Regions from separate parts of the Homo sapiens genome. Here regions 2 and 3 are each linked to region 1. Evidence: chromatin contacts called from ENCODE Hi-C or POLR2A ChIA-PET data. All regions are on one chromosome and are shown on one strand. The core of a region is the stretch at or near the end of the contact, and the rest is flanking DNA. Distances in the headings are between cores, read along the strand shown.

What was found. Hi-C counts contacts between places; a loop is a spot of excess contacts on that map. ChIA-PET counts read pairs that join two places held with the same protein, here RNA polymerase II (POLR2A). Pooled maps may share reads with other maps.
Region 2: a loop to region 1 is called in a map of naive thymus-derived CD4-positive, alpha-beta T cell, with 7 times the contacts of the local background. The contact joins the promoter of PPA2 here to the promoter of ELOVL6 in region 1. A Hi-C loop is called at or near these places in 1 of 168 maps with a recorded cell type or tissue (naive thymus-derived CD4-positive, alpha-beta T cell) and 6 of 50 pooled maps. POLR2A ChIA-PET finds 5 or more read pairs at or near these places in 1 of 52 experiments (K562).
Region 3: a map of naive thymus-derived CD4-positive, alpha-beta T cell shows a loop between it and region 1 (22-fold over the local background). The contact joins the promoter of CAMK2D here to the promoter of ELOVL6 in region 1. A Hi-C loop is called at or near these places in 1 of 168 maps with a recorded cell type or tissue (naive thymus-derived CD4-positive, alpha-beta T cell), 1 of 37 single-sample maps with no recorded cell type and 8 of 50 pooled maps.

The regions. Positions count from the first base shown.
Region 1 is chr4:110,196,750-110,201,317 of GRCh38, forward strand. ELOVL6 (ELOVL fatty acid elongase 6) reads right to left here and starts at 1,866. Exons shown (of 4, transcript NM_024090.3): 1 at 1,498-1,866. The coding sequence starts at 1,586. RefSeq lists a silencer at 1-532 and an enhancer at 1,447-2,239.
Region 2 is chr4:105,470,744-105,475,311 of GRCh38, forward strand. PPA2 (inorganic pyrophosphatase 2) reads right to left here and starts at 3,319. Exons shown (of 12, transcript NM_176869.3): 1 at 3,151-3,319. The coding sequence starts at 3,307. RefSeq lists enhancers at 2,500-2,669, 2,960-3,079 and a silencer at 3,300-3,509.
Region 3 is chr4:113,759,068-113,763,635 of GRCh38, forward strand. CAMK2D (calcium/calmodulin dependent protein kinase II delta) reads right to left here and starts at 2,671. Exons shown (of 21, transcript NM_001321571.2): 1 at 1,937-2,671; 2 at 253-347. The coding sequence starts at 2,001. RefSeq lists a silencer at 2,458-2,867 and enhancers at 2,861-3,399, 3,400-3,938.

The DNA of each region.
Region 1 (4,568 bases), core at 616-3,115:
CAGCTCACCCCAAGCAGGCCTGCCCCGCCGGTGCGCGCGGCCCAGGAGGCGGGCTCCGCCCGGCAGCCGCCGCAAATGGCCATTGGGGCCCGGACCAGCCCGCGGGAAGCTGGGAGTGGGCGCGCTCCGGCCGGGCGGGAGGAGAAGGAAGCGGCGGCCGGGCCTCCCGACACTGGCCGGCGACTCCAGGGGGCTGGAGGACAGGAAGTTGAAACCCCCTTTTCGCAGCTGCGGCCCCGTGGCACCAGCTCCTACTGCACCAACCCGCCCAGGCCACAGGCGCGCCGGCGTTTCTGGTTTCCAGTTGAAGAGGGCAGGCGGGAGGGCGCGGGGCACGCGCGCTCGCGCACGCGGCGGGCGGAATCCCCCGGCTCCCGGGAGACCCTGCGGCCCGACCCTCCCCGGTCAAGCCATCCCCCGGGCTGCCGGCCCCTTGCCTAGCTCCGGGGTGCGTTGGGCTTGAACTTTACAGATCGCCAGACCCGAAGTTAAGGGGAGGAGAGGAATGCCTCTGCCACAACCCTGTCTACAAGAAGCGAGATGAGCACACCCTCCTCTGTTAAATATTGCAAGGTGACACTGGATCGCCTCCCACACAGGGATTTTCAAAAGGTCTGGCGGGGGGACTACAGTAAACAAGAAAGGTGTTTTCCCTGATTATTAGTTTCCTAGGGAAGAGCCCCTAAGGACTCTGCAGACGGAGGGGCTTTTAATCTGTGTGCCTGAACTCCAATCAGCAGCTACGCACAGAATTAGAAGTGTGTCCAAAAGGCGTTTCCGTAAAACAGAAACTTAATAATGGCGTGGCTCCACTCGCTCGGGTTCATTCATTTATTACTGTTTTCATTGTCCCCTCCTCCCTCCCACCCGGTCTCTCTATGAAACCGGAAAGGGAACCGCGTGGGGAAAGGGGTACTAAAAAGGGGGCATCCGCCTGAGGAGCGGCAGACAGAGGAGGACGGTGAAGTAGGAGCGCTGCAAGGAGAAAGGAAGGACACGAGGGATGGAGAGACAGCGAGGACCAGGGCCAAGGGCGGCGGGCGGGAGAGGGTTAAAGGCAACAGGAGACAAGGTCCTCCCTCCACTGCCTTTCACACTCCGGTTGCGGGAGAGGCCAAGCGAGAAAACCCAAATCTAGATGAAAACCGGGGGAGGGGAGGGGAGCACAGGTAGGCGATCTGGACTGTGGCATCTCTCCCGCCTTCCCTGTCGCGCAGACATCACCCTGTGCACACACATATGTTCTGTGTTATATAATCTATATAAAAGATGCCTATGTAGCCGCGGTTCACACAGGGGCACCCACAGACCTCGCGCTTCATGTACCCCCCCCCCCCCAGCGTCTCCTGCACCCGGGAGACCCGAGAACTCAGCGATCAGCTGGCTGCCCGCGATTCATCGCTCCATTCACGCCCAGGCAGGGAATACCGACATTAAGGCACTCCGGGAAGACGCGCAGGGCTCCCGGGAACAGTATCAGGCGAAAGCATCACGTACCAGTTTTCCTGCATCCATTGGATGGCTTCATTCTCGTTGAACTGCTTTTCGAATTCATATTCTTGTAAAGTCAACACTGACATGTTCATTGGGGCTGATCTTCGGAGTCGCTACGTGTTCTCTATACAAAATAAAATAATCTGTAAAGCGCTTGATTTCGAGTGTTCTCCTGTCTGCTTCCCCCACCCACCCCCCTAGGTCTTCCCCACGCCGCTCGGTCTCCAGCGGTCGTCTCTTCTCCCAGCCTCTCAGCTACATCCAGGGCTGAGCATTGCCTGCGCCTCCGCTCCCAGCTCCTCTCTCTGGGGCTCTCCTCCTCCCGGCGTCCGCATCCACCGTAGGAGGAAATGAATGCCTTGCGGTCTTAGTGCCCGCACGTTTGTCCATCACCCTTTTTACTCGTCTACAGGGAAATCTCCTCCCCCTCGTGCGATTTGAGAAATTAACCCTTGGCGAGGGAGTGTGCGAAAGAGCGCGACCTCTCTCCGCCCGGGGGGGACAGTTTTGTTTACAGCGAAGGTGGTTGGAAGAGTGGGGGAAGGGCGCAGAGAGAAAGGAAGTGGCCTGGAGGTCATCCAGATCCCCTAAGCCCAACCTCGTGGGCCGCCTTGCTTTGAATGAAGTTTCAGCTTGCAGGGCGCATCCCCGCGGCGCGTGGACCCGAGAGCTTGGCGAGTAAACGATTGGGAAATAGTAAAACCTGCCAGCTCTCTTGCAAGAGAACTCCGGGCAAATCTACGTTGAGATCACCAGTGAAGGGAATACGCTTCCCACCTCCTCGCCCTACCTCTGGGACCACCCCCACCCCTACCCCCACCCCCACCCGGGAGCTCTGGCTTAGATTCACGCTAACCCAGGCCCTGCGGACGGCAGAGCTCCTTAATCTCGTACAGACAGGGGATGCTGAGTGTGAGGATAGTGGATAGGCGAGAGAGGCTAGTAGCCGGAAGTGGAAGAAAGGGCTGGGTTAGGTGGAGGGTTTAGGTACCGGGAAGGGGGGGATTAATGAACAGAGGCAGAGTGGGGAAGGAAGCTGACAGGAGAACTGGACCGACTGGCCAAATGCAAAAACTTTATTTGCATGCATGAGAAATTTGGCTTTACTTGCTGTACTTGTAGGTAGAACAGAATATGTGAGGAGAGGGCTGAATGTACTGTTGACCCCTACTGGGCCCTCAGCCTCCAAGAGGAAAAACTATTTTCTATTCCATCCATCCCTCCACTCATTTCCCCCAAGAGTTTGGAAAAATGAAATATGAGACATGGAAGTATCTAATGATGTAATTGTAAACTTTACAAAATAATAAGGAGCCCTGCTTTTAAAAATTAGGTGGATATTAGGACCAGAAAGAAAATTCCCCTTCTGAGAACATCCCCCCACCTCCCCAGTAGTCCAAAAAGGGTACTTTCATTCAATTTAGATGCCTCTAACCCACAAAAAGTGGGAACTGGGAGAAAAATTTTTAAAGGAGGAAGGGACCGGCCGCGGTGGTGGCTCACAGAAGTAATCCCAGCACTTTGGGAGGCCGAGGTGGGCGGATCACCTGAGGTCAGGAGTTCAAAACAGCCTGGCCAACATGGTGAAACTCCGTCTCTACTAAAAATATAAAAATCAGGCAGGCGTGGTGGCGGGCACCTGTAACCTCAGCTACTCAGGAGGCTGAGGCAGGAGAATCGCTTGAACCCGTGAGGTAGAGGTTGCAGTGAGCCAAAATTCTGCCACTGCACTCCAGCCTGGGCGACAGAGGGAGACTCTGTCTCCAAACAAACAAACAAAAAAAAAAAAGAGGAAGGTCTAATGAGAAAGTAAAGAAATAATTTTTAAAATCCAGTACAATATATAGATTAAAGGGCTAGCCTAGTTGATTAGCAAATTAATGTATACATTGACACTGCCAAAGATTCTGTGTAGGGACTGTCCTCATCTCCCCCATTAAGGGTTGTCTTTCTTTTTTCTTTTTCTTTTTTTTTTTGAGATGGAGGAGTCTCGCCCTGTTGCCCAGGCTGGAGTGCAGTGGTGCAAACTCGGCTCACTGCAACCTCCGCCTCCCAGGTTCAAATGGTTCTCTTGCCTCAGCCTCCCCAGTAGCTGGGATTATAGGCAAGCACCACCACGCCCGCCTAATTTTTGTGTTTTTAGTAGAGATGGGGTTTCACCATGTTGGCCAGGCTGGCTGTGATCCACCTGTCTCAGCCTCCCAAAGTTCTGGGATTACAGGCATGAGCCACCATGCCCAGCCAAGGGTTGTCTTTCTAGAGACCTCTACAGTACAAGTCTACGTCACTTTGAAGTAAGGCCCAGGCCAAAACTCTTGGCAAGATTGGGCTGGAAGATAGGTGTGGCCAGATAAGAAAGAACCATTTTAGCACGGTGCCTGAGCCTGTGAATAATCAATAAATATTTGTAAAGTGAATGATTCATCAAATAAATTAAGGTAAGAAGTGAGAAAGGAATCAAGACAGAAAATCCACTTTGGGTGGCTGAGGCAAGACAATTGCTAGAGACCAGACTGGGCAACATAGTGAGGCTCCATCTCTACAAAAAATTAAAAATTAGCCAGGTGTGGTGGTACATGCCTGTAATCCCAGTTACTCTGGAGGCTGAGATGGGAGGATAGCTTGAGCCTGGGAGGTCAAGGCTGCAGTGAGCCATGATCACACCACTGCAGTCCGGCTTGGGTGACAGAGTGAGACCTTATCTCAAAAACAAACAAGCACTGTCAGTGACTTTGAAAACTGGTGACTCTGTATGGAAAGCAATTTGGCAGCCTATATGATAATTTCATTTATTTTTTAGAGATGGGGACTTGTTATGTTTTCCACGCTAGGACTATAGGCACCCAGCATATATCACAATTTTAAATCCACACCATTAATTCACCAGAATTATTTTTTTTTTTGAGATGATGTCTCCCTCTGTTGCCCAGGCTGGAGTGCAGTGGCGCGATCTCGGCTCACTGCAACCTTTGCCTCCTGGGATCAAGTGAGTCTCCTGTCTCAGCCTTCCAAGTAGCTGGGATTACAGGAATGTGCCACCATGCCCAGCTAATTTTTGTATTTTTAGTACAGAC
Region 2 (4,568 bases), core at 2,069-4,568, 4.7 Mb before region 1:
AGCAATTCTATAAAATTACTAGTGCTATCCCCATTTTATTTACGGAGAAACTGAGCTACCGGATGTCATCTGAAGGTAAGGGATGCCTCTGGTTAATTCAGTCGAGTGACTTGTCCAAGACGGTAAAGTCAGGACTACAACTTAAGTGGTTTGACTATTAGTTTAGAACTGTTACAGCACAGTTGCTTCTGGAAGTTGCAGAAATCATAACCCTGATGTCACTAAGATGTTAACAAATGTTCTGAGAAATAAGTACTCTGTGGTTCAGTTTTTGGAGAAGTTACATCCGAATTTTCCAGAACTTAAATAGGCAAATTCTTCTTCAAAAAAGTAATAAAATGGGAAGTGTTCTAATTTATTAAACCATGAAACCCTCTGTTTTAACGAAAACCTAATAATATACCATGGGATGCTTGTGTTCAACTAAGCAGTCTGGAAAATGATCATCTGGTCCAATCTCCTCATTCCATGGTTTTAAAAAATGAGATGCAGGGAGGTGAAGTGACAGCAAGATACTAACAGGGTCAGGGCTGGCACCAAGGAGGCCTGATGATTCCCATCAGGATACCCTTTCCCCTAATCATCCTGTCTCACTCTTTCTACAAAGTTTAACACCAATTTTTTTTTAAGTATTACATCAATCATTTATTCTGATTTTACTGAATGACAGTAAAGAGAAACCATTTACAGACATGAAGCTCGAAAATGTTCTACCTCCCAATGCACTAGTATTTCAGAGACTTGGAATATATTTGGAGATGTGGAAAATGATTACACTTTAGTAACACTGAGTAACAATTTTAGGCCAAGTATACTACACTCATATTTTTTTTGAAGTGAGACATTAGTCCACCCTAGTACTGCATACAGACACACTGAGTAATAAATATCCAATCTGTGATCATCTTTATAAAGGGCAATTTATTCGTTGCTTTCCCCTTACCCCATTCGCCCTAGAGTGGCTTCGTTTCACTTTGCCCTACCCCTTCTAGCAGGTAGTAAACAGTCCTGGCCAGTGATGCCATCTGGCGGTTAGTTCAGAAATTGTTTAACCAACACACCTTCCAATCAGGATCTTACCATCGGGACCCTCTCCAAAACCACACTCCCCTTTCTTCCAGTTTTTGCCCATTTACCTTAGTAAAATCGGGTTTTCTTCTTTCCTGCCCTGTTTATCCAACTGAATGAAAAACGTATTTTATTTGTGGCACTCTAGTTACAGAAAAATCATGAGTCCTAAGTACATTTGCAGCTAAAGAAACAAACCAACAATAAGAGGCCAACATACTCCCAAAAATGCCCCCATTCGACATCCTGTCTTAACAGAGACTGTTAGAATCTCCGTTATTCATCCAATGCCTTCAGGGAATACCAGTGCTGAGAAGGACCTTGAGGATCATCGTTTCAAGGTCAAAAGCTTCATTTTACAGCTGAAGAAACTGGCTCTGTGAGAAAGAACTGAAGTAACCACCCACCCAACAGCACACAGCGAGTTAACGGCAGAGCCAAGATTATGGCCTAGGACTCCCCATTCCAAATCCGGTACTGGGTCAACTACTCTGTGCGCTCCTGGCTTCTCAAGCCTGTTTTTGCTCAACCAGTGTATTTACTTTTTCCATAATTATAGTAATATTGTGAATCTCTGTACTATGCCTAACAGTGTCTAGCACACTTCATAAATATTTATTATTTGGGTATCTATTAATTACCGTACTTATTGCAAATCTAGAATACTTGCAGTAGACAGGCCTTTTTTCAATCTGCTTAAAAAGCGAACTGCCACTTCATAATTTTTTCTGACTATTCCCATTAATCATCACATGGTAACCTTTTAGAACATAATCCATTCAGAAATTTGAGACTTCCTGTTCACCTGATCAGTCTTAACCAAAGATAGAAGAAAATATGTGGCATAGGGTGAAAACTGCAACCAATTTTGAAGAAAATAGAAATTCTAGTACTAGTTGCATTATAATCACACGACTTTAGGCAAACTCTTCTTTCCCACAAAATAATCCTCGACCCTAAACTCATGTAGCATAACTGCAAATCTCTCATAAATTACAAATATCTATAATGATTATCGGTATTAACAATAGTAATTTATATTTTAGGCCCTGTGACTAATCAGTTTACATATATAATGTCATGTAATACTTGCAGCCCTATTTTACGGATGAGAAAAAACAAGGCTTAGCAACTTAAACTCGTCCGGGGTCACAGAGTTAAGACGTGAAGAACTCGAGGGCCTGCTTAGAACTGAAAGCCTCCAGAGCCAGTGCTCCGAAAAGGGGAGCGATAATGCAAGGCCCACTTTGATACTACCACTCCAAGGCTCTGCAGTCAGTGGGGAGTGAAGGCAAGCGACCGACATCGCTATTTTCTGTTACGGTTAACGTACACAGTGAAACAATGGGGTACACGGAACAATGAGTCACGAAGACCTGGGTCCTTTCTCTGAGCTCGGCAACTCAGGGACCCCCCCGAAGTCGCTTAGCCTTCTGGGCTTGTTCAGCTTGGGGAGGAAAAGGGGCTGCTCCGGAACCAACGAGGCTTTGGATGGTGGATCACACTCAGGGTGTAAACTTGTGCGTACCAAGTCAAGCTTCTGGGGAAAGAACCTTCATCAGAGTCCCTCCAAAAAAAGAAGACGCGCTGGATTAGGCATCCGCAAAGTTCCGCCTGCCTCTCCGACGTCAGGGAGCTCCCGCAGTAGGAGGTTTCTTACGCCTCTAGGAAGGCCGGCGTGTGGGCGGGCTCTGCCTTCCCTTCCTCACTGAGTTGTGTGAACCGGGAACGGCGGCCGGGCCGGCTAATGGCTGCAGGCCGCCGCGGGGTGGCCGCTTGCACTCTGCCTACCCCTCGGGGAGGGCGGCTGGCAGGGCACAGGGCGCTATCTACCCCCCAGCCGGCAGCCCTGCGCCTCTGCTCTCCGCTTTGGGGTCTTGATCCGCCGCCTCCTCGCTGGCAGTTCTCGTGACTCGGTGCGCGCTCCCGCGGGAAGTAAGGTGGCCTGGACCGCGCGGCTACCGCTGAGGGCCCCAAAAAGAGAGAAGGGAGACCGCGCGGGGCGTCCCAAGTGTCCCCCATTCCATCCCCCACCCAGGTTTCTCCGGTGCGCCGCTCGGCGAACCTCCGGGAGCTACTTACTAAAGAAGAGGCGGTAATTCTGCGAGCAGGGCTGGCCGCGCTCCTCAGTGTGGTACAGGGCCATAGCACGGCGCGACCCGGTCCCTGCACTGGTCCCCAACCGCAGGCACGCAGCGGCTGGGGCACCCGTGCGCAGCAGCCGCAGCAGCGCGCTCATGGCGTCAATGACGGTCCTGCTGTGCGCGCGGAGCTACCTGGGGGCTCGGCCGGGCCGCACGCCGGTGCCCCCTACCGTCCGGAGTCATCCCTCCCGCCCCGGCGCTCGGGCTGCGATCCTGGTCCCTGCCAGTGGAATCTGGAACACCAGCCAGTTGTGCGCACTATGCCCTCAGCGAGGCCGCAGCTCAAAGACGAGTGAGACAAGACCCACCACCCCTGAAGAGCTCACTGCCACTCGTTAATTCATACATTTATTCATGCCTTCATTTATCCCGTCAAGAATTACTATCATGATTTTTTAGTATAGTGATGTAATATTGAGTGATTACTCTGTGCCAGGAACTGCTCTAGACCCTGTCCAATATAGGAGATGAGCGCACATGCACGCAAAGACATCACTATAAGACAAAATGATCAGGCCACCACGTGAAAACGGGACGTTGACACCGACTTACAGAGCAAAAAACCCTAAGTAGCTTACTCAAATGCCATCTTCTCCATAAGGCCATTTCCTAACCCAGTAGAGATTATTTATTCTTTCTTTTATTTTATTATTTTTTGTTGTTGTTTTGTTTTTGAGACGGAGTCTCACACTGTTGCCTGGGCTGGAATGCAATGGTACAATCTCGGCTCACTGCAACCTCCGCCTCCTGGGTTCAAGCTATTCTCCTGCCTTAGCCTCCTGAGTAACTGGGATTACAGGCATGCGTCACGACGCCTAGCTAATTTTTGTATTTTTAGTAGAGACAGTTTCCCCATGTTGGTCAGACTGGTCTCGAACTCCCGACCTCCATTGATCCGCCTGCGTTGGCCTCCCAAAGTCCTGGGATTACAGGCGTGAGCCACCGCGCATCGGCCAGGCGGGGTGGCACACACGCCTGTAGTTCCAGCTACTTGGGAGGCTGAGATAGGAGGATGGTTTGGGCCAGTATCCAGGAGAATGGATATTGTAGAACAACCAGTAGTCTGCCACGTGTCATTTTATTTTTTTCTAGTCCATCTTCTTTGGGACTATCATCATCTAGGCTACTTTCCTACTGGGCACCCAGGTTCTTTCAGCATCTCCAATTATCGTGTGATCATTAAAATTGAGATACTGGTCTACCCAAGTTCCAGAAAGGATTCCTAGGAGATATTGTGACTAGCTACTTAGAGACACTCTACTAAGATTATAGATCCTAAAATGTTTTTGTCAACAGTGGTACCTTTGTAATGTGTCAACTTGAATAGGCATAACTATAAGGCAAATGCTCCCATAA
Region 3 (4,568 bases), core at 1,421-3,920, 3.6 Mb after region 1:
AGTTATTCATGCTATTGCTCATAGGACAGATAGAATTTTAATAGCAATGTATCAAATAATAATTATATCTTTCCATGTATTTTTAAGCTGTACAGACCAAGAAGCATTCAGGAAGAAAATAATCTTAATATATAATATGATACCTAAGTCTAAAGTTCAGTTATAACTACATGATATATTTACATACAACAGAACCTATAATCAACATGACAAATACAAAATTAACCAATATATGTGGTTGAAAATACCCACCCCTAGCAGAAAGCTTTTTGGTGTTGATAATTTTGGCAGCATATTCTTGTCCAGTAGGAATTTTCATACATCTTCTCACCACTGAGAATGCCCCCCTGGAAACCAATAATTAGCAGGTCATTAATATAACAGATATAATATTTCATTAAAAATTTATAAAATCTGAGCATTTTTATTGATTTTAGTGGATTGCCAGTGAAGTACAGTAATATCCAGTAAATGAACAATTCTTCCTGGAAACCCAGACTTTCTTTAATGTTGAAGAATAAAAGTAAATTTTATTTAACTGGGAGCACACATTATTAATCAACAAAATGAAAGGAACTGCCAATTATGACCGCTCTTGTTTGCACAAGAAATTTGAAAACATTTTACAGTTCACACTCACAGCACCAAATGCTCTGAGAAAAACCCTGCACAGAACAGAGCAGACGAGGAGCAGCAAAAAAATCTGCTGCCTACTTATTTTGGTAGGAAACAAAAAATTAATGTGGTTCCAAGTAAGTAAACATGACGATTATTTTCATTAAAATATAAATCTTGAGCACATTAGTGTGGTTTAACAAATCCTGGTATGGTGATTTCTCTATGCCTTGTTTTGGACTGGGGGAGGGGAGAGATTTGAATTAAGCTGCTCTTCCGACATATTCTCCATGTTTTAACACCAGACAATATATACATATGTAATTTTTATTACTTTTAAAAATATTTACCTTTCCTTTAATTACAGTATAAACCAACAACATACATATAAACGCACTCCTTTCATAAAAGTAACAGTCGAAACTAGTGAAAGAGGAATTGGGTTTGGGTTCCATGCTACAAAAATCAGCATTCACGGCTTGGCCCCTAGGTCCCTTTGCATAAGTCCTCAGTAGGTCTCCTGCCTCCTTCCCTAACATCTCCAAGTAGTTCTGCCAGTCGGGTGAAGGAGGTGGTTTTACACAATGCTAGGCTACGCTTAAGAGCGCTCTCAGTCTCCAGAGGGCTTTTCCGTTGCCTGTATAAATAAATCCTCCCAGAGAACGCAAAGATGCACACGTAAATCCTAGGAAGAATGATGGTGAGCGGTAATCTGGTGCAAAGAACAACACTGGATATAGGGCAAGGGGTTGGGTTCTGTTGGGTGGCCCTTTTCCTGGACAGAACAACTACTGGATGCGAAATAGACTCTATGCCAAGTTGAACTTTCGGCATCAATAAATATGGCACCGTCTGAGGCTGTGAGTTCTCATCAGTACCTGGGTCATACGGCCGACACGCCGGCTAACCAGGAGGCATCTCTATTTACAGAAAACATGATCTATGTTGCATTTTACATGGGTTCTAATTTCCTCTCCAAACACACATTACACACAGGCGCGCGCGCACACTTCTCAGGATGATAGCTACAACTGCAGAGATCGTAAATTCACTAAGTCTCTCAGTGCAGGAGGGTGGGGGACCGGGAGAAGGTGGGCTAGGGACCATCAAAATGAGCCACAGTTGGAGTAAGGGTCCTACCCCTTCTGTGCTCCCTCCCTTTATTAAGACAGCACCTTCCCCAGAGCTGACAAACCAGGGGCCCTCCTCCCATTCCTCTCCCAAACTCCCTCGCCCCAAGACGGAGGCCGGTGGGTCGGGGGCAACGCGACCCGCCCTCAGCTGGAAAGGGGATATGCGGATGCCGGGCAAAGGTGCTTACTTTCCAAGCTCCTCGAAAAGCTGATACTCGTCCGTGAACCTGGTGCAGGTTGTGGTCGAAGCCATCCTCGGTCCGGGCTGTGCCCTGGCTGGGAGCGCGACGGACCAGAAGCGAGCAGACGCGCGGCTAACCCCGGGACTGGCCCCGCGGCGCTGTCACCCAGGGCCGCTCTTACTTTCCTGGTCCGAAAGTAGCTCGCCCGCGAGGGAGTGTGCGCAGGGGCGGGGCGGGAGGGGAGATGACCAGAAAGGGTGGCGTGGGGTCTCCTCCCCACAGTCCGCCGATCCTCCTCCTCCTGCGGGCCTCGCTTCCTTCTTCTCCACTGGACGCTCCACCCGCCCCTTTTCCAGTCCCTGTCCCCAAATGCAGGGGGTAAAGTACTCAAGAAGAGGGGGCCGGGAAATGGAAAAACAGCCAGGCACGGGACGAGTGGCAAGCAGTTGCGAAACGATCCGCACTGGAGCAGGAGGAGTAGAAGCAGAGGGGAGGGAGTCCGAGGGGGCGGAGGTGGAGTGCAGCGGGGCCGAGGCCGCGGAGCCCAGAGCGGACAGCCTGAGCCCAGCGGCCGCTGTCAGCAGGCTCAGGCGCGGGGCGCGCCGGGGCTCCGACGAGCGTGCGCGCCCGAGGCCGGCTTCCCTCCGGCGGGCGGCAGCGGCTCCGGCGAAGCGAGGCACCTTGGCGGCCTCGCGCTGCTCACGAGCCCGCGCGGCTTCAAGACGGCGCGGCGAGAGAAAGAGCGCTCGGCTCAGGCGAAGCCTCTTCTGCCGTCCCCAGGCCTCCGTCTCCTCCTCCGGCGCCTCCTCCCGCCGCTCCCTCCGCCTGCCAGCACCCCCTCCCTGGCGAAGCCCCCTCCTCGCTGGTCCCACACCTCCCTCTAGCGACTCCAAGCCTGTCCCTTCGTGGATCTCTCGCACTCCCTCCTTTGGTTGCACACACGAGCACACCAGTCTAGGGAGAAACCAGGTGGGTGGAGGAGGATGTGCGGGGGAGAAGACTGGAGGTTTGGGTGAATGAGGCGAGAAGTCACAGTTACCCATTTAAACCCGCACAGAGAAGGCTGCCTCAATCTGGGGCTGACTGAGCGGGAAGATGCAGGGCAACTCGAGGATGGCCCGGGGCAGCCGCCCTGGGTCGCGGAAGCCCACGCCCCTGTTTTGGGCGCCGGGCAGCAGGGACTTCTCCAGGCCGGTTCCCGGGCCACGACACCCGGTGGGCCGAGCAAGGGAGAGCAACCACTTCATCTCCACGCCGCTCAGAGTTGACACAGCAGGGGCCGGATGTGGGCTGTTCACTGCTCTCAGAGAAGGGTCCCAACCCTTCCCACAGCCACCAGCGACTGTCGGGGCAAAACCCAGCCTCAGCAGGGTTCACTGCGTCGCCAGCTCCCCAGAACCGGGCGCAGGTTTTCTCCCTCCCCCGCAGCCCCTTCTGCAAGGGGCAATGACGGCCCCTGAGCCACATTACACTTGCCACCTCCAGGCCCACCTCCCCCGCTGTTTTCCAGGATGGTGGCTGAGACTCTGGCAATCCCCAAAGGCCTTTGCTTTGGCTGTGAACGTTAAAAGAATGAAAGCAAAAACTCCGCCGCACAACCACACCTTCCCTTCCCTTCTGAGTAACTCCCCTGCAACCTCAGTAAGTTCTGATAGTAAGGCGAATTCTCGCGATATTTCCCACTCTGGCGGTCAGGGGGAGGTAGTAGGAAGGCTGGGTGTCGGTCACGCGACCCGGCGGGGGCTGACGTCATTCACATCACGTGAACACGTCTAGACTGTTTCGCTTTGCAAAGGGAAAAAAGAAAAGGGGCCGTCGTGTGTGCTTTTGCTTTCAGCCAGATAGTGGCAATTGAGTGCACTCCGTAAATGGCTATCTGGAAAAACCATTTAGCAGTTCAAGAATGTGTCCTTCCCTTTAGCATATCTGCCATTGTTTTCAGTAGGAGGAAAAAAAAAGTATGCATTACGATTTAAAATAGATAAACTGCTGCCGATTGCTAGAACAACTTCTGGGCCCTCTTTCCAGTTCTCCTTAATGAAACTATGCAATTGCAAATTTAGCCGCAGACCAAAAACAGCGTTATGGACGGTCTTTTTCAAATTACTGCCAATTGTTCTACAGCACGGGACTATAAAAACCTTGCAATCCTATTGCTAATTTGCTCGTGGTATTACTTCATAGACAAAATTTCACAGCTGAAAGATAAAAGATAATTTGCAGACACAAGAGAATCTAAGATTTAAAGGCGCTGCTGCTTGCTCCCAAAGACTGCTATTAATTAATGTTACTTTGTGGTCATAGATAATCCTAATTCCTTTTTTCCTGATCTGGGGAACGCTTCTGCCAATGAGTGAGCTTTTTACTGAAGTACTAAAAATGTTCACAAATTTTAACGTTTATTACAACAAAATTGAAGTTCGTATGTGTTTTGATTCCCAGCCGTAAAAGGCAAGAAATAACTGTGTAAAATGTAGTGCTATAGAAAAAGATGATACCAAGAACTGCATAAAAGAAACATGGTCTCTAAATATTAATAATTGGGCTATAAATTGAAAAAAAAAACACAATTTGGTCTTGGCTAAAGATTTGTAATATCTGAACTATTTAGCAATGTGGCTCCAAGGTGATAATGAAA